Linked DNA regions of Homo sapiens: regions 1 and 3 are each linked to region 2. Evidence: read pairs that join two places in POLR2A ChIA-PET (ENCODE). Cell type or tissue: PC-9. All regions are shown on one strand. Region 1 overlaps FUT8 (fucosyltransferase 8). Region 2 overlaps CHURC1-FNTB (CHURC1-FNTB readthrough). Region 3 overlaps FUT8 (fucosyltransferase 8).

The links. ChIA-PET counts read pairs that join two places held together with the same protein. Peaks named below come from ENCODE experiments on the same cell type or tissue, not always from the same donor. Only the 100,000 strongest peaks of a DNase experiment are listed, where the experiment ranks them.
Region 1: POLR2A ChIA-PET joins it to region 2 with 10 read pairs; 1 of 35 experiments calls an interaction of 5 or more read pairs at or near these places.
Region 3: POLR2A ChIA-PET joins it to region 2 with 6 read pairs; 2 of 35 experiments call an interaction of 5 or more read pairs at or near these places.

The regions. Positions count from the first base shown.
Region 1 is chr14:65,434,857-65,442,856 of GRCh38, reverse strand. All of the region lies in intron 1 of FUT8 (fucosyltransferase 8), which reads right to left. Among named protein-coding and RNA genes, the nearest start is that of FUT8, 26 kb to the right of the region's middle. In PC-9, no CTCF peak of the experiment used is centred here; no DNase peak of the experiment used is centred here; H3K27ac peaks cover 2,342 bases.
Region 2 is chr14:64,994,669-65,002,668 of GRCh38, reverse strand. All of the region lies in intron 3 of CHURC1-FNTB (CHURC1-FNTB readthrough), which reads right to left. All of the region lies in intron 1 of FNTB (farnesyltransferase, CAAX box, subunit beta), which reads right to left. Among named protein-coding and RNA genes, the nearest start is that of FNTB, 12 kb to the right of the region's middle. In PC-9, no CTCF peak of the experiment used is centred here; DNase peaks (open chromatin) are centred at 3,858 and 5,068; H3K4me3 peaks cover 2,418 bases; H3K27ac peaks cover 5,361 bases.
Region 3 is chr14:65,687,397-65,695,396 of GRCh38, reverse strand. The region is part of intron 7 of FUT8 (fucosyltransferase 8); the gene reads right to left. Among named protein-coding and RNA genes, the nearest start is that of MIR625, 220 kb to the right of the region's middle. RefSeq lists enhancers at 2,185-2,746, 3,309-3,871. In PC-9, no CTCF peak of the experiment used is centred here; no DNase peak of the experiment used is centred here.

The DNA of each region.
Region 1 (8,000 bases), 440 kb before region 2:
CTATACTGTATTCTTAATTTTTTTTTTTTTTTTAATGAGATGGGGTCTCACTCTGTCACCCAGGCCCAACTTGGCTCACTGCAAACTCTGCCTCCTGGGCTCAAGCAATCCTCTCATCTCAGCGTCCCAAGTAGCTGGGATCACAGGCAAGTACCACCATGCCCAGCTAATTTTTTGTATTTTTGGTAAAGACAGAATTTCACCATGCTGCCCAGGCTGGTCTTAAACTCCTAAGCTCAAGTAATCCACCTGCCTCGGCCTCCCCAAGTGTTGGGATTACAGGTGCGAGCCACCACAGCGGGCCTATACTGTATGTATGTATGTATGTATGTATGTATTTATGATGGTCAGTACCTCAAATGTTTGTGCCCTCAAATGTCCACCCTTGGCCAGGCGTGGTGGCTCACTCCTGTAATCCCAGCACTTTGGGAGGCTGAAGCAGGCGGATCATGAGGTCAGGAGATTGAGACCATCCTGGCCGACATGTCTCTACTAAAAATACAAAATACAAAAATTGGCTGGGTGTGGTGGCACATGCTTGTAATCCCAGCTACTCAGGAGGCTGAGGCAGGAGAATCACTTGAACCCGGAAGGTGGAGACTGCAGTGAGCCGAGATCGCGCCACTGCACTCCAGCCTGGCAACAGAGCAAGACTCAGCCTCAAAAAAAAAAAAAAAGTCCACCCTTAGCTGTTTCTGTTTTGCTCTGGATTCATGCTTCTCAATCTGGATGCATCTAAGAATTATCTAGGGAGCCCTCTGAAAACCCAGATTAAATCTGGGAGCCCTTTGAAAACCCAGATAAAATCCCATTAAATCTGAGTAAACATAGGTGGGAACTGAACAATGAGAACAACTGGACCCAGGGTGGGGAACATCACACACCGGGGCCTGTCGTGGGGTTGTGGGAGGAGGAGGGATAGCATTAGGAGATATACCTAATGTAAATGACAAGTTAATGAGTGTAGCACACCAACATGGCACATGTATACATATGTAACAAACCTGCGCGTTGTGCACATGTACCCTAGAACTTAAAGTATAATTAAAAAAAAAAAATCTGAGTAAATACAAACTGATTTTTTTTTTTTTTTTTTTTTTTTTTTGAGATGGAATCTCACTCTGTCACCAGGCTGGAGTACAGTGGCACGATCTCAGCTTACTGCAACCTCTGCCTCCCGGATTCAGGCAATTCTTATGCTTCAGCCTCCCAAGTAGCTGGGATTACAGGCATGTGCCACCACACCCGGCTAATTTTTTTTTTTGTGTGTGTGTTTTTAGTAGAGATGGGGTTTCACCATGGTGGCCAGGCTGGTCTTGAACTCCCAACCTCAGGTGATTAACCTGCCTTGGCCTCCCAAAGTGCTGGGATTAAAGGTGTAAACTACCATGCCCAGACCTGTACTCATTTTTAAACATAAAATAATTTACCTACTAAACAAATCTCACTGTGAACGAAAGCTTGGTTCAAATTTTTTAATAATTATCAACATATATGTATACTTTTCTAAAATTTGTGAAAACAGAAAATGGTCACTATTCTAAGGTTCAATACTATGAATTACAATTAAACTGACATCTGTATTTCAACAACCCTAATCTCTTCTAACTCCACAAACATCCTCTACAGTAGGTCTCCATATATCAAGTAGGGAAAGAAATTCTGAAAGTTACAAAGAAAATTAAAAGTTACCTGCCCCTCTTTAAAAACATATGTATCTTTCCACTTACCCTTCCTAGTTATCTAAATAAGAAATTAACTACTAAAAAAAATCTGTGTAAAATATACTTCAATATAACCAGCTTATATTCATTCTTTTTTTTCCTCTTTTAAGTGGCAGACATAGTTTTGAGTATAAAATGTAGCTCTAGTTTTGCTAGCTTGAATCTAAATTCTAATTCCACAGTTATAAATTGTTGCAGAGGTAAGGAAGTTTCTACTCAGCCTCATTTAGGTGAAGGGTACTTCTCATTTACAATAATTGAGATAATTGGACTATGCTTTAGCTTTTCCCTAATTCTTGGTGTGTTTTATTGCCTGTATTGGTTCTTCATGGACCCAAATAAAATTCTCACTAATACTTGTGACTTACCAATTATACCAACTATAGATGTCTCAAATTTAAGAGTTTAAAAAAAAAGACCTTAGGTGGCCAAAGAAGTCATTTTCCCACAAGAGGAACTCCAGATGGATACAATGTTTAAACTTCATTTTAATTGGCAAATAGAAGTTACACATATGTATTGTGTACAACTGGATGTTTTCATATATGTGTACGCTGTGGAATGATTAAATCAAGCTAATTAACATACCTATTATCTCATATATCCAAGCTTTTTTTGTTTTAATAGTAAGGACACTTAAAATCTACTCTCTAGCTGGGCATGGTGGCATATGTCTGTAATCCCAGCTACTAAGTAGGCTGAGGCAGGAAGATTGCTTGTGCCCAGGAATTCTAGATAAGCCTGGGCAACACAGTGAGATCCCATTTCAATTTAAAAAAAAAAAAAACTACTTTCTAAGCAATTTTCAAGTATACAACACTTTATTATTAACTACAGTCAACCATGCTGTACACTGGATCTCCAGAATTTATTCCTCTAAATACCTGAAACTTTGTACACTTTAACCACATCTCCCCATTTCTCCCCAGCTGACAGCTCCTGGTAATCACCATTATATTCTCTGCTTCTATGAGTCTAACTTTGTTAGATTCTACATATAAGTGAGACCACGCAGTATTTGTCTTTCTGTGTCTGGCTTATTTCACTTAGCATAATGTCCTCCAAGTTCTTCCATGTTCTTATAAATATCAAGACTTCCTTCTCCTGAAAAGCTGAACAGTATTCCACTGTGTGTGTGTACATATATATATATATATATATATATATATATATATATACACACACACACACACATTTTCTTTATCCATTCATGTGTTGATGAACACTTAGGTTGATTCTATATCTTAGCTATGGCAAATAATGCTTTAACAAACATAAGAGATAAGATAATTTTCTATTTGTAAAGAGATCCACGAGCAGAACTAGAGTGCTCAGCACTTACGTGATGGTTTCTCAACACTAGGAGGCTTTTGTGCATATTTTATTGTTGCTATTGGTGTTTAAGGGAGCATTTATTTTCCTTTAAAAGTACTCCACATCCATAGAGAAAAAACTTGTAGTTTCTTTTCCTCTCCATGAAATGCTTTATTAAATGAGTAATTTGTTTGAATAACTGAGACAGTATGAATTATGTACCAGCTAGGAACCCCCTTCAAAGTAAGAAAGGAAATAGTTTCTATCACCCTTTAAAATTTTTTAAATATATTTATTTACATTTAGGAGTATGGCTTTAAAGAAACTTCTGTCCTTCACATGACCCTCCAGTTCAAGTGCCCAACAGAGTCTGACTTGAAATTATCAAGTTACTAAACAAAATATTCTAATTAGCCTATATGAGGTACATGTCCATTCTCTGAGGAAGACTGACTTGTTTCCCTCCATCTCTACTTCTGTTCTGAGTATTATTACTATGATCCTCCTAAACCAGTTTGTCCACATCCTTATAGCCTCAAAAGTAGAGAGGATCTCCTTTCTGCTAGATGCAGTTCTAAAAACCCAGGACAGAGCTGGTATTTTTGCTTACATATCCATCCTTGAACCAATAACTGTGACAGTAACAAGCTTCCATTTGGATCATGTTACTAGGGTAGGGATAGGATGAGTTTTCCAAAAGAGGCAAGTAAAAAGGGGTCTGTTAGTGATCTAGACATATTCTCTAGAGGAACTGCTGGCAGCCAATTAGCCAAACCAATCTGTATCAACTAAAATTGGAGGGCAGGGGAGACTTAATGGACACATCGTTCTTTAGAAATTATATTTTTCATTAGGAAATAAAATATGTGTAACTGTGCTTACACATTCCTTCATATTCCTGTTAAAGTTTCTTTTTAAAAAATTAAAATTTCAGGTGCTACATAACTAGCAATGCATAGCAGCTTCTAACTGCAACACTGTGCCTGTGAACAATCATTATAGAAAATGTGGAGAGCAAGAGAATTCAGGGACTTAGCAGTGGAGAGATGAAACAGCACCAAGAGTTCAACCACAGAACAGGAAGCAGAAGGGAAGATGCCTTAGATGGAGGTGTGAAGGATCGTGGGTTCAGCAATGCATAATAAGAAAATCCAAAATAACTATGGCATAAACAAAACAGAAGTTTATTTCTCTCTCACATAAAATAATCTGATAATACTCCAGAGCTGCTCTACCATGACATAAATATACAGGGTCTTTCCAGCTCTCCATTCTACCATCCTTACAAGTATAGCCCCTATCCTCATGATCTAAGTTGGCAGCTGGAAAAAATGATAAAGAATGGTAAAGCTCTTCCTTTAAATAGACTTCTGGGAAATACCAAATACTTCTACTGACATCTAACTGACCAGAATTTAGTCACAAGGTAGTAACTTGCTACAAGAGAACTTCAGAAATTTGTTCTTTCAGCAAGTGGCAATTGGGCCCTCTATCTAGGTTTCATTAACTTGAGAGAAGCAGAGAATGAATATGTGAGGGGAAAAAAAAAACTGCCTAATTTCTGTTGTAACAGGTCAAAGACAAGAAAGGCAGATGAAGGTAACATGTGAATGTAAACTTTCCTTCTCTAATCTCAAGCTACAAAATGGCTAGACTGAAATATTCTTGATATATTCTTACTTGAGAGAGGAAATGGACAAACAACTTTTGATTTTACTTTAGACAACTTCTTATCCCCTCTCTCCATATTATTATAAAAGCCCATATGAGAAGTAAAAGTGTGAGCCAAAATAGTTTGGGTCAAAGTTTTAAAACCTCTTTACTATACAGAGGTATGAAACCAACATGTCCAACAAACAGAAAACACCAAAGCAGAAATAATTTAAAATCAAAGAAAAAAAATCACTATCACTATAAAGACTCTTCTACAGTTAAGACTTCTACATTACTTCCTAGATCCAGAAACTCAGGCTAAACTCCTCTTCTTTACTCCCTACTCCATTGCTTGCTAAACCTCTCTCCTTGCATCCATAAAGCACATCTAATCTCCTTGGTTCTCCTTCCTTGCTGTTTTAAGGATTTTATTGTAATCACTATGGGTAATAACAAAAAAACATTAAGAAATTATGAAGTTTTTAAAACCTTATAAAATACTCTGGGACCTCAAATATTCTCATTTTACTGGGAAGAACTAATGATGTCAAGTAATATGAATTCATGTACTCTAGTCCCAAAACAGTAAATTGCATTTCTACGACCCTAAACATTAGGTGACGTATTTCAAAGTCTTTCTTTAACACAAGCATGACATGGAGATGGCAGTGGTGGTGTTAGTGGTGATAAGACCAAATTAAGACCTTTGGAGGTCCCAAGTACAGAAAATATAATAGTATAGCCCTCTATTCTCTCCCTATTAAATACAAAATAAAAACAATACTAAACAGCTAACATTTAATCCAATAAATTCTTATTTCTTTCCTAATTCTACTTCAGTATTTTTTTAAATGTTAGGTAGTAAATGCTTTCAATTGTTTTTCAAATTCTTTTCTTTCTGCTTTGCTGATACCCTAAGCTTTTGTTTGATAAAAAGCTGTGGCTAATCAGTACTAAGTGCTAATAAACAGAAGTAAAAGCAGTTGCAACTTGAAGAGGTCTGCTCTACATCAGATATTTTACATGCATTATTTATAATTCTTGTCACATCTATAAAAAGGAGAGATTATCAATCCTGTTTTGCTGATAAAGAATGAACTCAAAGAAGCTAGACAAGATGCCCAAGGTCACTCATGCAGTAAATGGCAGAGTTGAGTACCTGAAATAGGCCTTTATGTCTCCCAGGTCTGATCCATTAGACATACTGCCTGTAGGGCATTTCTTCAGAACTAGCTCCTGGACAAAAATTTCATTTCAGAGAAACATTGAAAAATGCTTTTTAAATGCATCATTTGGTAGTACTCAAATTTTCCATGGAACCTAATCACTGATAATCCTAGATAATAACTGTAAATATATAGCCCAGACTGCTACACTGCACAACTCCAGTAGGAAAAAAGAAAAAAAAATTTTATGTGAATGATGTCCCCTGGAATTGTGTGATACAGTTGAGTGTGCAACCCCAATGCTTGTCAAAGACCTTGTCAGGGCCATTTACTATTCTATTTTGGAAAAAAACTTTTTTTTTTTTTTTTTTGAGAGGGAGTCTCGCTCTGTCGCCCAGGCTGGAGTGCAGTGGCACGATCTTGGCTCACTGCCAGCTCCACCTCCCAGGTTCACACCATTCTCCTGCCTCAGCCTCCCCAGTAGCTGGACTACAGGCGCCCACCACCACACCTGGCTAATTTTTTGTATTTTTAGTAGAGACAGGGTTTCACCATGTTAGCCAGGATGGTCTCGATCTCCTGACCTCGTGATCTGCCTGCCTCAGCCTCCCAAAGTGCTGGGATTACACGTGTGAGCCACTGTGCCTGGCCACTATCATTGTTTTTTAAAGCCAATAAGCATTCTCGGAATGTTAAAGAAAAGTTTTTGTTGTTGTTGTTTTGAGACAGGGTCTTGCTATGTTGCCCAGGGTGATCTCAAACTTCTGGGCTCAAGCGATTCTCCTGCCTCAGCCTCCTGAGTAGCTGGGATTACACACTTGTGCCATCAGGACCAGCTCAAGAAAGATATTTTACAGCCTGGGCAACACAGTGAGACCTTGTCTCTACAAAAAAATTAAAAACTAGCCAGACATGGTGGCACACACCTGTGGTCCCAGCTTCTCGGGAGACTGAGGTAGAAGAACTGCTTGAGTTCAGAGTCGTCTGAGGCTACAGTGAGTGATGATCACACCACTGCACTCCAGTCTGGGTAACACGGCAAGACTCTGTCTTTTAAAGAAAAAAAAAAAAAAAAAAGGGAAGATATCTTAAAGCACACGAAAATAAAAATACACCAAAAGTCAATTGTAAGAAAATGCAAACTAAAACCACATGATATACAACTATACACCTATTATAAGAGCTAAAATTAAAAAAAAAAAAAAGAAAGAAAAAGGAACAGATACTACCAAGTGCTAGTAAGGATGTAGAGCAACTGGAACTCTCAAACATCGTTGGTGGAAATGCAAAATGGTACAACCACTTTGGAAAACAATTTGGCAGTTTCATACAAAATTACACATATGCTTACCATATCATCCAGCAATCTGCTCCTAGGTATTTACCCAAGTGAAATGAAAACTTATGATCACACACAAAGCTATACATGAATGTCTATAGCAGTTTTATTCATAATTGCCAAAAACCAGCAATAAGCTAAACGTCTTTCAACAGACAAATGGATAAACTAACCATGGTACATTCATACCACAGATTACTACTCAGCAATGTAAAGGAACGAACTATTGATACACGCAACATAAATGAATCTCAATGAATTTTCTAAGTAAAAGAGGCTGATCCAAAAGTCTATATAACTACAATGTCACTTACAGTTGGCCCTCCATATCCACTAGTTCCATATCTGAGAATTCAACCAATATGGATAGAAAATATTATAGTAAAAAAAATACAACAAAAATAATACATATAAACAACATAACAACGATGTATATAGTATTTACATTGTATATTATATTTAGCGATGACTGGAGTACCAGGAGGATGTGTGTGTATATGTAAACACTAGGTCATTTTACATAAGGGACCTGAGCATCTGTGAATTTTAGTATCTGAAGGGGTTTTGGAACTAATTTCCCTCAGATAAGGAGTGACAACTGTGTATGACATTCGGAAAAGTAAAATGGTAGCCATAGAGAATAGATCAGTGTTTTCCAGGGCGATGAACTTAGGGGGAGAGGTTAACTACAAATGGGCAGCAGGAGTTCTGTGTCTTGATTATGAGGGTAGATACATATTATATGCATTTGCCAAAATCCATAGAACTGTGTATCGCAGTGTGGATTTTAATGTATTAATGCAT
Region 2 (8,000 bases):
AAACCTCCTTCTCTGCTGCAACCCCGGTCTTTCTTTTTTTTTATTTTATTATTATTATTTTTTTGAGACGGAGTCTCTGTCATCCAGGCTGGAGTGTAGTGGCATGATCTCGGCTCACCGCAACCTCCACCTCCTGGGTTCAAGTGATTCTCCTGCCTCAGCCTCCCAAGTAGCTAGGATTACAGGTGCCCACCACCCCGCCCAGCTAATTTTTGTAGTTTTAGTAGAGATGAGGTTTCACCATGTTGGCCAGGCTGGTCTCGAACTCCTGACCTCAGGTGATCTACCTGCCTCGGCCTCCCAAAGTGCTGGGATTACAGGCGTGAGCCACCACGCCCAGCCAACCCCTTGGTGTATTGACTTGCTGAGTGCATCAGGCAATGGTTGTGGACACAATGTGGTCTCATGGGAGAGCTCCTGTATACAAGGTATAGTAATGAGGGAGCGTCTGGTTAACAGGATTGGCGTTCACCTTCCTTGGCATTCCTAATCTTTGTAGTGAGACATGTTTTTTTTTGAGATTTCAAGATACATAAAAATCTCCCTGGGAAACTTCAAAATTGAGTCATTTATTTCCGAAATACCCATTGAGGTAGAGCTCCTAGTCCCTTTGAGAAGCATGAAAGAATTATCTGTGATGATGAGGGGAGCAGTGATATGAATCATCTACGATGGCAGCCAATCTAAAATTAATTTACATCTGGTTTTAGAATACGCTTTGATATTTGCTTTTGAACATGAATTTGAAGGATGATCTGTTTAAAAGGTTATAATACTTCAAAAAACAGACTGACGTCACCATGAGAATCCGACTTGGGAGGAATAAGAAAGTTGTCCCAGAATCATAATTCTTTTTCCATTCCTGACACTCATGCAGCTAAAATAAAGCACCAGCCTAAATGAAACACAGACTGCATTTCTCAGTCATGCGTATAAGCTGAATGGGATAGAAAAATATATAAGAAATTGGTAAGATCATTAAATAAAGATTTGCCTATGATATACCATCATCCCTCAGTATCCATGCGGGATTGGTTCCAGGATCTCCCAGGATATCAAAATCTGTGGATGCTCAAGTCCTTGATATAAAATGCTGGAGTATTTACACAAAACCTATACAACCCTCCCATATAATCACGAGTAGCTTAACTACAGGGATACATTCTGAGAGACGCCTTCTTAGGTGATTTCATCATGGTGGGAACATCAGAGTATACTCACACCAACCTGGGTGGTATAGCCTACCACACGCATAGGCTGTATAGTGTGGCCTACTGCTCCTGGGCCACAGACCTGTACAGCATATTACTGTACTGAATACTGTAGGCAAATGTAACACAATAGTAAGCCTTTGTATATCTAAAAGTATCTAAACACAGAAAAGGTAGAGTGAAAATACAGTACTATAATCTTTCCAGACCACTGTGGTATATGTAGTCTGTTGATTGTTATATAGTGCACGCCTGTATTTTAAATCATCTCTAGATTACTTATAATACCTCCTAGTACAATGTAACTGCAATCGAGAAAAGAAAAATAGCTCAGAGCAGTCTGAGTTATGTGAGGTATGCAAAATTTATCAGGCCCAGAGAGACCAAGTATAGGACTTCATTTATGCTCCCAACACCCATGTCCGGGGGCAGTTGTTTAAAGGCATTTCATTCCTCCCTAGCTGCCTCATCCATTATCTTCATGTTCCTGGAATTTGTGATACAAAGAATAATGTATACCTTATGTAATTTTAGTGTAGAGTCTTGGTAAACAATTTAGGAATCGCCTCTTCTTTTCTTTTGCTTTTCTTTCAGCCAGCTTTTTGGGTAACTATTCTTTTTTTTTTTTTTTTTTTTTTTTTTGAGACGGAGTCTGGCTCTGCCAGGCTGGAGGGCAGTGGTGCGATCTCAGCTCACTGCAACCTCCACCTCCTGGGTTCAAGTGATTCTTCTGCCTCAGCCTCCCGAGTAGCTGGGACTACAGGAGTGTGCCACCACTCCCAGCTAATTTTTTCTATTTTTAGTAGAGAAGGGGTTTCACCATGTTAGCCAGGATGGTCTCGATCTCCTGACCTCGTGATCTGCCGGTCTCAGCCTCCCAAAGTGCTGGGATTACGGGCGTGAGCCACCTCACCTGGCCCTGGGTAACTATTCTTGTCCTTTAAAAACCTACTTGTAACTGCTGCTAATTAGAGTGTATATTCAGGGCAACTTGAATCTATGCTCTTGGGTTGCAATCTTCAAGCTTGGCCCAAATAAACTCTCTACTTACATTAACTTTGCCTGAGCTTCTTCCTTTTAGATTGACATAATAACAAGAAAATAAGTCTGTACTTATTCAGTACAGACACAATCTTTTTTCCAAATATTTTTGATCTGTGGTTGGCTGAATCCACAGATGCAGAACCCACGGATATGGAAGACCAACTGTACTGTTTTATCTAAGTGAGTTAATGAATTCTGAATGACACAAAATCAAGTGGGAAGAAAATTCACTTCCTTTACCCCAGTACAAGCCTATTCAAATCCATACGACTTAATAATATTCAAAGGCTAATGCATGAACCCATCTTCCCCTTGGCATTCTGGCACTTAGATGTCTAGGAAGGAAAGCTCCCAGCCAGGAACTCCTTAATCAGAAGTCCCATCTTCAGCTTTCTTGCGGGAAAGCAGCCAAGTACAACGCAAGAAAAATGGAGGTTTATTTCTAAGCTAAGACACCTGACAAAAACATGGAAATATGTCATACCACAAGGTGGAAAATGCTTAAAATTTTCCCAACATAGTGTCCTTCTCTTTGGAGTTCCTAATCATTTCTTCAGAATGAACAAGTGATTTTCCAATGCAGTTAGTAACTAACTCATATCTGAAAAGTCAAGTTATGAATTCTGATGACTATCTGTGTATTACAGGTCAGCTGTTCATAACAATGAATAATTTTCTTTTAAGAACTAGTATATTCTGGTATATTTCTCTTTTTTTTCTTAACAGGTCCCATGGAGAACTAAGAACTGGTGTATTTTTTTAACAGCTTTATTGAGATATAATTCATATACCATTCAACTCACTCATTTAAACTGCACAAATCAATGACTTCTAGCATATTCATAGATTTGTGCATCCATCACAATCAATTTTAGAACATTTCACTCCCCTGAAAAGTAACCCCCCACCTCTTAAGCATCAAATCCAGTTTATCATTCTCCCCACTGCTAACCACTAATTTACTTTCTTTGTTTTTGAGATGGAGTCTCACTCTGTTGCCCAGGCTTGAGTGCAGTGCTGCGATCTTGGCTCATTGCAACCTCTGCCTCCCAGGTTCAAACGATTCTCCTGCCTCAGCCTGCTAAGTAGCTGGGATTACAGGCACCCACCACCATGCCTGGCTAATTTTTTGTATTTTTAGTAGAGATGGGTTTCGCCATGCTGGCCAGGTTAGTCTCAAACTCCTGACCTCAAGTGATCCATAAGCCTTGGCCTCCCAAAGTGCTGGGATTACAGGCATGAGCCACCATGCCTGGTCCACTAATTTACTTTCTATCTCTATAAATTTACCTGTTTGGAATTGTATATAAATGGAATCATAAAAGCTGTGGTCTTTTGTGGCTGGCTTCTTTCACAAACATAATGTTTTCAAAGCTCATCTATGCTGTAGCATGTACCAGTACTCCTTTTCTTTTTATTCATATTATTTCACCAAATAATATTCCACTGTGTAGATCTATCACATTTCGTTTAGCAGTTTATCAGCTGGTGGACAATTTGGCTGTTTCCATTTTTTGGCTATTATGAATAATGCTGCTATGAGTCATAGAAACCATTCCTCTTACTCAAGAAACAGGTTCTCCAGAAACTAAGCTAAACTTGTTTGAAATGTAAATTCTCAGGTATTCTCAGTATAGACCTATAGATTCACTTAGCTGGTGGGGTCCACCCAACTTCTTTTAACAAGTCCTCCAGTGGATTCTGATGCAATGCTAACATTTGTGAACACTGTCAAAATCAAAATGGAGTCACTTGTGTTTAAAAATCCTGACAAATAAAGCCAGGGACAGCTATGAAGAGAGGGTTCTCATGCATCAATGCCTGATTAACAAAAACTATCCCAAATGACTCTGCAAAAACCACAATCCTGCACAAAGGTCATCACAACCTTACACAAAAAATATCTCCACAAGGACATCTGTCCAGCAATTGCCTGTCCAATCTCAGACTGGTCACACTTGTTACTGATCCTTGTAGCCAATAATAATTATCTTAAAAGAATTATATAATCCTCATTATTCCTTGAAAAACCTTTGTCTTCCTTTACCTCCTTGAATATGCACATAGTTTACTGTGGCACAAAGATTCCCACTGCAATACACTATTCCCAAATAAGTGTCATGTTCTTTTAGAGAGCCTCTGTCTGTTAATTTAGGTTGAAGGTTTGATAAAACAAGATTTTTAGTAGTGGCAATAGTCACTAAATTTCAGCTCAGAGGTTGATGCGCAAAGTTTTACCTCAAATAGTACTTTCTTCATTCATAATTTAAAAACAGTAACGTACTTTTCTTCTCAACTAGTAAAGGATAAACAAAGATAACAAACCTTTTAAATGTTTAACAAACAAAAATTCTCTAAATAACCTAACATTTTGAATGTGCAGGAGACCAGAATATGCCACCTCAAAACATGACTGTAGGAGACCAGAATATGTCTTCCCACGATAGGCTTCTTTGGCATAAGGATTACTTTGAGCTGATTATTTTGAGAAACAGCAGACAAAGGAAAAGCTCTGAAAACAGAGTAGAAGTTACCTCATTTGTAAGGGAAAATTACATCTATAAAAGGAAATCTCCATTTGCCTCTCTTTCTGTACCAGGGAGACAAGGATGACTCTAAGCCACTAGGAACTCTTACCAATGGAGAAGGCACCTGCCTAAACCTGCATAACAAACCTTATCCTTGTTTACTGTGCTTTTCCCGGTCACCTCCCCATTCCGGGCCTCCCCAACATCCTTCTTTGTTTCAGTTGAACACTGTAGTTAAACCTGAAGTCTATGCCACCTCTTTGAGATTTACTCATTTTGTAACCGCCCAACGGGTTCTTCCAGCTTGCTGCACAGACACAATCAATTCACTAAGACCACAGCCTTGCAATAAAGAATGACTTTAACTGACATGCAGCTGGCAACACCACACTGGAGACAGAGTTATTACTCAAATCAATTTTCCCAAAGGTTTGGAGGTTTTTCAAGGATAGTTTGGTGGGCAGGGGGTTAGGGAATGGGAATGTTGACTGGTTGGGGATGAAATCATAGGGATGTGGAAGGAAGATGGTCCTCCGGCACTGAGTCAGCCTGTGGGTGGGGCCACAGGACCTGTCTGTGTGGAGTCAGCCAGTCAGAAATGCAAAAATCTGAAAAGACATCTCAAACAGCCAATCTTAGGTTCTGCAATTGGGATGTTATCTACAGGAGTAATTGAGAAAGCTCTAAATCTTGTGACCTCCGGAATAATCGCTGGTTATCCTTTACACCTACATCTTAGCAGAATTCAGGACCCTCTCACAATTCTAAAGGGAGATTGTCTTTCCAAAATTACGACCATCAGAGAAATCTGACAAGACTCCAACTGATCAAGCAAGACTCTGTTTCTATTTTTTTTTTTACTGTGAAATGAAAAAAGGCAAAATGACAGTGTGACAATTTATGTGAATTTTTAAAAACACAAATCCAGTTGTTTATGAATGCATAAAAGGATTAAAAGTGAAGTGGAAGGATGCACACACAACTTATGATAAGGGCTGCTTCTGGGAAGGGTGGCAGGCACACTGAACTGGGGATAGGGTTAAAGGAGGCTTTGGCTATATTTCTAATTGCTTTTCCTTTAAACAAATAACCAGAAGCAAAAAAAAAAAAAAAAAAAAAGATGTTAGCAAATGTTAATTCTCAGTTATAGAAAAATGGCTCTTAATTACATTATTATACTTTTGTTAACCATAAATTTCTTAGAAAAATAAAGGAAAAGGATTTCAAAGTGCTTAGTTTTGTGATACCTCATCCCCTACACCTACTTAGATAGGCAGGCCACAACATACGCAGAAGCTGTGTTCTCAAAGTTCATTGGTTTTTAGACCTTATTTGTTTTCCCATCAACACAATGTTATACCTAACTGTTAGGTTCCAAGGCCAGCTCTCCCATTATTTAATGTATAACCTAACAAATGTTAAGCCTAACAGTACCTCTCTCACCTTCTCTAATCATGAGGCAACTGATCACTCACGATATGGCAAAAAGGGAACCCAAGAGTTGAGTTTACCCCTGCTCCTGACAGGGCACAGGCTAGATGTTTCTTTTCTTTTCTTTCTTACTTTCTCTCCCCTCTCTGTCTTTCTTTCTTTCTTATAATAGAGATGGGCCTCACCATGTTGCACAGGCTGGTCTCAAATTCCTGGCTTCAAGCAGTCCTCCTGCCTCAGCCTCCCAAAGTGCTGGGATCACGGGCATGAGCCACGGTGCCCAGCCCAGGCTTGGTTGTTTCTTTTCTTTTTTCTTTTTTTTTTTTTTTTTGAGACAGAGTTTTGCTCTTGTCATGCAGGCTGGAGTGCAATAGCATGATCTCAGCTCACTGCAACCTCCACCTCTCAGGTTCAAGCGATTCTCCTGCCTCAGCCTCCTGAGTAGCTGGGACTACAGGTGCCTGCCACCAGGCCTGGCTAATTTTTGTATTTTTAGTAGAGATAGGGTTTGACCAAGTTGGCCAGGCTGGTCTCAACCTCAGGAGATTCGCGTGCCTCAGCCTCCCAAAGTGCAGAGATTACAGATATGAGCCATTGCACCCAGCCCCAGGCTAGGTGTTTCTGTGTACAGAATGTTTTCAAGTTTGCTGGTCAGGCTTTATACATACATACATACATACATACGTACATATACATACATACACTTATATGCACACATGTATATATATAAAATATATACATATATAATATACACATATATCTTTAAAATATATAATATAAACTAAGTATGTATCAACTTATAAACTATACACACATATATGATATAAACTAATATAGTAATGTGCCACATAAGGATGTTTTGGTCAAGAACGTACCCCATATTCCACGGCAGTCCCGTTAAGACTATGATGGAGCTGAAAAATCCCTACAGCCTAGTAACACAGCTTTCATGATGTTGTAGCACAAAGCATTACTCACATGCCTGTGGTGATGCTGGTGTAAATAAACCTACTGCACTGTCAGTGTTATAAAAGTATAACACATACAATTATGTACAGTACATAACACTTGATAATGATAATAAACAACTACATTACTAATTCACATGTTTACTATACTATATATTATTATTTTAGAGTGTAACTCTACTTATTTAAAAAATTAACTATAAAACAGCTTGAGGCAGGTCCTTCAGGAGGAATTCCTGAAGAACGCACTGTTATCCTAGGAGATGACAGCTCCATGCCTATCACTGTCCCCGAAGGCCTTCCAGTGGGATGAAATGTGGAGATGGAAGGCAGTGACACTGATGATCCTGACCCTGTCTAGGTCCAGGCTAATGTGTGCGTTTGTGTCTTGGTTTTTAACAAAGAAGTTTAAAAGGTAAAAAGAAAGTTAAAAAATTTAAAGTAGAAAACAGCTTACAGAATAAAAATATACAGAAAATATTTTTGTACAGCAGTACAATGTGCTTGTGTTTTAAACTGTTATTACAAAAGGGTCAAAAAGCTGTAAAAAAATTTTTTAAGTTCATGAAGTAAATAATTTACAGTAAGCTAGGTTTAATTTATTATTGAAAGAAAAAAGCGTATGAATAAATTTAGTGTAGCTTAAGCATACCGTGTTTATTTTTATTTTTCATAATGTCTGCTCAGTAACAAGTGTACAGTGTTTATAAAGTCTACAGTAGTGTACACTCATATCCTAGGGCTTCACATTCATTCACCACTCATTCACTCACTCACCCAGAGCAACTTCCAGGCCCACAAGCTCCATTCATGCTAAG
Region 3 (8,000 bases), 690 kb before region 2:
GAGGTTTAATTATCCAAGAAGACACAATTATACCTAATATGTATAATGCACCTAACAACTGACTGTCAAAATACATAAGGTAAAAACTTACAGAATTGCAATGAGAATATACAAATTCACTATTATACTTGGAGACTTCAATACCTGTCTATCAGTAATTGACATAACCAGCAGGGAGAATATTGGTAAAGACACAGTTGAACTGAGCAGCACCATCAATCTAATTGATTTATAGAATACTTCATCTAGCCACAGTAGAATGCACATTCTTCTCGAGTTCACAGGGAACATTTCACCAAGCTAAACAATATTCTGGCCTACAAAACACACCTTAACAAATTATTTATTTATTTATTATACTCTAAGTTTTAGGGTACATGTGCACAATGTGCAGGTTAGTTACATATGTATACATGTGACATGCTGGTGTGCTGCACCCATTAACTTGTCACTTAGCATTAGGTATATCTCCTAAAGCTATCCCTCCCCCCTCCCCCCACCCCACAACAGTCCCCAGAGTGTGATGTTCCCCTTCCTGTGTCCATGTGTTCTCATTGTTCAATTCCCACCTATAAGTGAGAATATGCGGTGTTTGGTTTTTTGTTCTTGCGATAGTTTACTGAGAATGATGATTTCCAATTTCATCCATGTCCCTACAAAGGACATGAACTCATCATTTTTTATGGCTGCATAGTATTCCATGGTGTATATGTGCCACATTTTCTTAATCCAGTCTATCATTGTTGGACATCTGGGTTGATTCCAAGTCTTTGCTATTGTGAATAGTGCCACAATAAACATACAAGTGTATGTGTCTTTATAGCAGCATGATTTATAGTCCTTTGGGTATATACCCAGTAATGGGATGGCTGGGTCAAATATAAATTTAAAAGAACAGATATCATACAAAGTATGCTCTCAAACCACAATGGAACTAGAAATCATTAACAAAAAGATAGCTGAAGCACTTTGTGTTATTTATAACACAAGAATCAAAGAAATGTCAAGAAATAAAAAATATTTTAAACTAAATGAAAATAAAACATTAAAATTTGTGGAACGCTGCAAAAGTGGTACTTAAATGTATATTCGCAGCACTGAATACACATAATGAAAAGGAAGAAAAAGCTAAACCCAATTATCTAAGCTTCCATATTAGCAAACTAGAAAAAAGCACAAATTAAATCCAAAGTAAGCAGAAGAAATCAATGAAACTGAAAATAGAAAAACAACAGAGAAAATTAACAAACTGAAAAGCTAGTTCTTTGAAAATATCAGTAAAATGAAGAAACCTCTAGTGAGGCTAACTGAGAAAGAAGGGGAGAAGACCCAAATTACTAATATTAGAAATAAAAGACAGGCCACAACAACTAATCACGTGGACGTTAAAACGATAATAAAGGAATATTATGGATAACACTGTACCCACAAATTTGATAGCTAACATGAATTGAACCAATTCTTTGAAAGATCCAATCTACCAAAATTCACACAAGGAGAATTTGGTAATCTGAATAGGTCTCTATATTGATCAAAGAAATAGAATAAACAATAATTTTCCAAAAGAGAAAGCACCACACTCAGATAGTTTCACTGGTGAATTCTACTAAACATTTAAGGAACAAATGATGCCAATTCTGTATAATTTCTTCCAGAAAATAGAAACAGAAGGAATCCTTCCTAAATCATTCTATGAGGCTAATATTACACTAATACCAAAACCACATAAAGACATCATGAGAAAGAAAACAGACTAATAGCTCTCATTAATGTAGATGCAAAATCCTCAACAAAATATTAGCAAATCAAACCTAACAATGTATAAAAAGAATTATTCTCCCTCTCCCCCTCCCTCTCTCCCTCTCCCCACGGTCTCCCTCTCCCTCTCTTTCCACGGTCTCCCTGTGATGCCGAGCTGAAGCTGGACTGTACTGCTGCCATCTCGCCGTCTCGGCTCACTGCAACCTCCCTGCCTGATTCTCCTGCCTCAGCCTGCCGAGTGCCTGCGATTGCAGGCGCGCGCCGCCACGCCTGACTGGTTTTCGTATTTTTTTGGTGGAGACGGGGTTTCGCTGTGTTGGCTGGGCTGGTCTCCAGCTCCTAACCGCGAGTGATCCGCCAGCCTCGGCCTCCCGAGGTGCCTGGATTGCAGACGGAGTCTCGTTCACTCAGTGCTCAATGGTGCCCAGGCTGGAGTGCAGTGGCGTGATCTCGGCTCGCTACAACCTCCACCTCCCAGCCGCCTGCCTTGGCCTCCCAAAGTGCCGAGATTGCAGCCTCTGCCTGGCCGCCACCCCGTCTGGGAAGTGAGGAGCGTCTCTGCCTGGCTGCCCATTGTCTGGGATGTGAGGAGCCCCTCTGCCTGGCTGCCCAGTCTGGAAAGTGAGGAGCATCTCTGCCCGGCCGCCATCCCATCTAGGAAGCGAGGAGCGCCTCTTCCCGGCCACCATCCCATCTAGGAAGTGAGGAGCGTCTCTGCCCGGCCGCCCATCGTCTGAGATGTGGGGAGCGCCTCTGCCCCGCCACCCCGTCTGGGATGTGAGGAGCGCCTCTGCCCGGCCGTGACCCCGTCTGGGAGGTGAGGAGCGTCTCTGCCCGGCCGCCCCCTCTGAGAAGTGAGGAGACCCTCTGCCCGGCAACCACCCCGTCTGAGAAGTGAGGAGCCCCTCCGCCCGGCAGCCGCCCCGTCTGAGAAGTGAGGAGCCCCTCCGCCTGGCAGCCACCCCATCTGGGAAGTGAGGAGCGTCTCCGCCCGGCAGCCACCCCGTCTGGGAGGGGGGTGGGGGTCAGCCCCCCGCCCAGCCAGCCGCCCCGTCCGGGAGGGAGGTGCGGGGGGTCAGCCCCCCTCCCGGCCAGCCGCCCCGTCCGGGAGGGAGGTGGGGGGGGGGTCAGCCCCCCGCCCGGCCAGCCGCCCCGTCTGGGAGGGAGGTGGGGGGGTCAGCCCCCCGCCCGGCCAGCCGCCCCGTCCGGGAGGGAGGTGGGGGGGTCAGCCCCCCGCCCGGCCAGCCGCCCCGTCCGGGAGGGAGGTGGGGGGGTCAGCCCCCCGCCCGGCCAGCCGCCCCGTCTGGGAGGTGAGGGGCGCCTCTGCCTGGCCGCCCCTACTGGGAAGTGAGGAGCCCCTCTGCCCGGCCAGCCGCCCCATCTGGGAGGGAGGTGGGGGGGTCAGCCCCCCGCCTGGCCAGCCGCCCCGTCCGGGAGGTGAGGGGAACCTCTGCCCGGCCACCCCTACTGGGAAGTGAGGAGCCCCTCTGCCCGGCCACCACCCGGTCTGGGAGGTGTACCCAACAGCTCATTGAGAACGGGCCATGATGACAATGGCGGTTTTGTGGAATAGAAAGGGGGGAAAGGTGGGGAAAAGATTGAGAAATCGGATGGTTGCCGTGTCTGTGTAGAAAGAAGTAGACATGGGAGACTTTTCATTTTGTTCTGTACTAAGAAAAATTCTTCTGCCTTGGGATCCTGTTGATCTATGACCTTACCCCCAACCCAGTGCTCTCTGAAACATGAGCTGTGTCTACTCAGGGTTAAATGGATTAAGGGCGGTGCAAGATGTGCTTTGTTAAACAGATGCTTGAAGGCAGCATGCTCGTTAAGAGTCATCACCACTCCCTAATCTCAAGTACCCAGGGACACAAACACTGCAGAAGGCCGCAGGGTCCTCTGCCTAGGAAAACCAGAGACCTTTGTTCACTTGTTTATCTGTTGACCTTCCCTCCACTATTGTCCTATGACCCTGCCAAATCCCCCTCTGCGAGAAACACCCAAGAATGATCAATAAATAAATAAATAAATAAATAAAGAATTATACACTATGACCAATTGGAATTTATTTCAGACATCCAGTGCTAGTTCATCATCGAAAAATCAATCAAGATAGTCCATCAAATCAACAGGCTAAAGGAGATAAATAATTTAATAATATCAATAGATGCAAGAAAAGTAGTCCACCAAATCCAACACCTATTCATGATTAAAAACTCTCAGCAAGAAAGAACATCTACAAACAGCCTACAGCTAGCAAACTGCATAATGGTGAGAAACTTGATACCTTCTTCCTAAGTTGGGAACAACACAAGGATGGCCCCTCTCACCATTCCTACGTAACACTAAAAATAAAAGGAATCAGTCAGTAGCAGAAGTCAATGGAATAAGACAAAAGAAAGAAAGAAAAGGTATACAGATTGGGAAGGAAGACATAAAACTATCTTTGTTCACAGATGACATGGTCATTTATGTAGGAAATCCCAAGAGTTGGCAACTTGCCCCTGCCCCTCCACCCCCCAAAAAAACCAGCAAAAAACCCCTGCTGGAACTAATAAGTAACTATATCAAGGTTGTAGGATACAAGGTTGATATACAAAAGTCAAATGTGGCTGGGCGTGGTGGCTCACGCCTGTAATCCCAGCACTTTGGGAGGCCGAGGCAGGTAGATCACCTGAGGTCAGGAGTTTGAGACCAGCCTGGCCAACATGGTGAAACCCCATCTCTACTAAAAGTACGAAAATCAGCCCGGTGTGGTGGCACACGCCTGTAATCCCAGCTACTCGGAAGGCTGAGGCAGGATTATCAGCTTGCACCCGGGAGGCAGAGGTTGCAGTGAGCCAAGATCACGCCACTACACTCCAGCCTGGGTGACAGAGCGAGACTCTTGTTTCAAAAAAAAAAAAAAAGTCAAATGTTTTCCTATATACCACCAATGGGCAATGAAATTTAAAACACACACCACCATTTACATTAGCACAAGAATGAGAGAGAGAGAGAGAGAGATAAAGGGATGACAGAAGTTAAAGTCTAATAAAATACATTATGAGCTCTATATGACAAAAATTATAAAACTGAAGAAAGAAACCAAAGAAAATCTAAATAAATAAAGAGCTATTCCAGGTTCATGGATAGAAGACTCAATATTGTCAATGTCAATTTTTCTCAACTTTATATATAAATTCATCACAATCACAATTGAAATCCTGACAAGTTACTTTATGGCTATCAATAAGCTAATTCTAAAGTTTATACAGAAAGGCAGAACACCCAAAAGAGTTAATATAACATTGAAGAATAACAAAGTAAGAGGACTGATCTACCTGACTTCAAAGACTTTTTTGAAGATTACTTTATATATAAAGTAATCAAGACAGTGTGATATTGGAAAACAGACAAATAGATGAATGGAACAGAAGATCCCAGAAAAAGACCCACATAGAGATGGTCAACTGATCTCTGAAAATGGAGCAAAGGCAATCCAATGGAGAAAAGATAGTATTTCAACAAATGGTGCTGGAAAAATTAGACATCTACTTGCAAAAACAACAAACAAACAAACAAAAACAGGGTATAGAATCTAGACATTGACCTTATACCTTTCATAAAAATGAACTCAACATGGATCACAGACCTAAATGTAAAATGCAAAACTGTAACACTTCTAGAGGATAACACAGGAGATTATTTAGGTGACTGTGGATTTGGCAATGAGTTTTCAGATATAACACCAAAAGCACAATCCATAAAATAAAACAATTGAGAAGTTAAACTTCAGTGAAGTTGAAAACCTCTGCTCGGCTGGGTGCTGTGGCTCATGCCTGTAATCCTAGCACTTCGGGAGGCCGAGGTGGGCGGATCACGAGGTCAGGAGTTCAAGACCAGTCTGGCCAATATGGTGAAACCCCATTTCTACTAAAAATACAACAATTAGCCAGGCACGGTGGCATGTGGCTGTAGTCCCAGCTACTTGGGAGGCTGAGGCAGAAGAATTGCTTGAACCCGGGAGGCAGAGGTTGCAGTGAGCTGAGATTGCACCACTGCACTCCAGCCTGGGCGACAGAGCGAGACTCTGTAACAAAAAACAAAAAAACAAACAAACAAACAAAAAACCTCTGCTCTATGAGACATAGTTAAGAGAATGAAATGAAAACCCACAGATGAAAGAACTTATATCCAACTCAACTCAACTTTATATATAAATAGAACTCTTATAACCAAAATATATAAGAACTCTTTCCAAAATATAAAAAGAACCCTTAAAACTTAATAGTAAGAAAGCTAACAACCCAATTATAAAATGGGCAAAAGACCTGAGCAGACATCTCACCAAAGAAGATGTACAGATGACAAACAAGCATATGAAATGATTCTCAACACTGTATGGCACTAGTGAATTGCAAATTAAAACAGAATACTACCACATATCTATTAGAATGGCTAAAATCTGAAATAGTGACAACACCAAATGCTGGGGAAGATGTGAAGAAATAGGAACTCTCATTCATTGCTGCTGCAAATGCCAAATGGTATAATCACTGTTATGGACTGAATGTTTGAGTCCCTCCTCTCCCCTCAAATTCATATGTTGAAGTCCTAACTTCCAGTGTGATGGTATGAGGAGATGGGGCCTTTGGGAGGTAATTAAGTTACATGAGATAATGAAGGTAGAGTTCCCATGATGGAATTGGTGGTCTCAGAAGAAGAGGAAGAGACACAGAATTTTCTCTCTCCACGATGCGAAGGTAAACACCAGGAAGAAGGCCCTCACCAAAACTGTATGTTGTTTAAACTACCCAGTTTATATTTTGTTATAACAGCCTAGATAGACAGCCGTTTTGGAAGATAATTTGGCAGTTTCTTACAAAGCTAAACATAGTTTTGCCATATGATCCAGCAATCTCACTGCTACAGCTTACCCAAGTGAGTTGAAAATGTATGCCCACTCACACACCTGCACACAAATATTTACATTAGATTTATTCAAAATTGCCAAAAAATTGGAAGCAATCAAGATGTCATCTATGATCCATATTGAGTTCATTTTTGTGAAAGGTATAAGGTCAGTGTCTAATCCCAACTCCCCTGCCTTTTTTTTTTTTTTTTTTTTTTTTTGGCATGTGGATGTCCAGTTCCAGCACCAACTAACTGTTGTTAAATGGATAAATAAACTGTGATGCATCCATATAATACAGTACAATTCAGCAATAAAAAGAAATGAGCTGTAAAGTTACAAAAAAGACATGTAGGAACCTTAAAAAAAACAAAAGCCAGTCAGAAAAAAAACACATAATGTATGATTCCAACTATATGACATCTGGAAAAAGCAAAATTGTGGAGATTTAAAAGATTAGTTTGCCAGGGGTTAAGGGGCAAGGCAGGTGGGGAGGGATAAATAAGTGGAGCATGAGATTTTTAGGACAGTGAAACTTCTGTATGATTATGCTACAGTGAATAAATGACATTATGCATTTGGCAAAAGCAAGAGAATTGTACAGCACAAAGTGAACCCTAATGTGAACTATGGATTTCAGTTAATAATATATCAATATCACTTCACTGATTATGACAAATATACCATGCCAATACAAATATTAATAATAGAGGGTTAGGCATGGTGGCTCATGCCTGTAATCCCAGTGCACTGGGAAACCCAGGCAAAAGAACTGCTTCAAGCCAGGAGTTCATGACCAGCCCGGGCAACATAGCAAGACCTGTCTCTACAAAAAATTTAAAACTTAGCAAGGCATGGTAGCACACCTATAGTCCCAGCTACTCGGTGGTTGAGGTGGGAGGACTGCTTGAGCCCAAGAGTTCAAGGCTGCAGTGAGCTATGATCGCACCACTGCACTCCAGTTTGGTCAACAGAGTGGGACTCTCTTAAAAAGGTTGGGGAGAATAAGTCATGGCTGGCACTTGGTGCAGGGGGTAGGGGGAGTGGGGGGTATATAGGGGAACTCTTATTTTCTGTTCAATTTTTCTATAAGCTTAAAACTGCTCTAAGAAATAAACTCTAATATTTAAAAATATATTCATTCAAAACCGACCAAAAAGAATACATATAGATATGCACATATATATTTAAGTGGTATTTTTATTTTTGGATTTTCTGTACTTTCTGGGTTTTTCAGCAATAGGTGTTCATTGCTTTAAACTTAAAAGTTTTATTTAAAGGAAATTATGCTAAATAAACAGATTTGGCATCACCAAAATGACAATATGATACAAATGTAATTAAA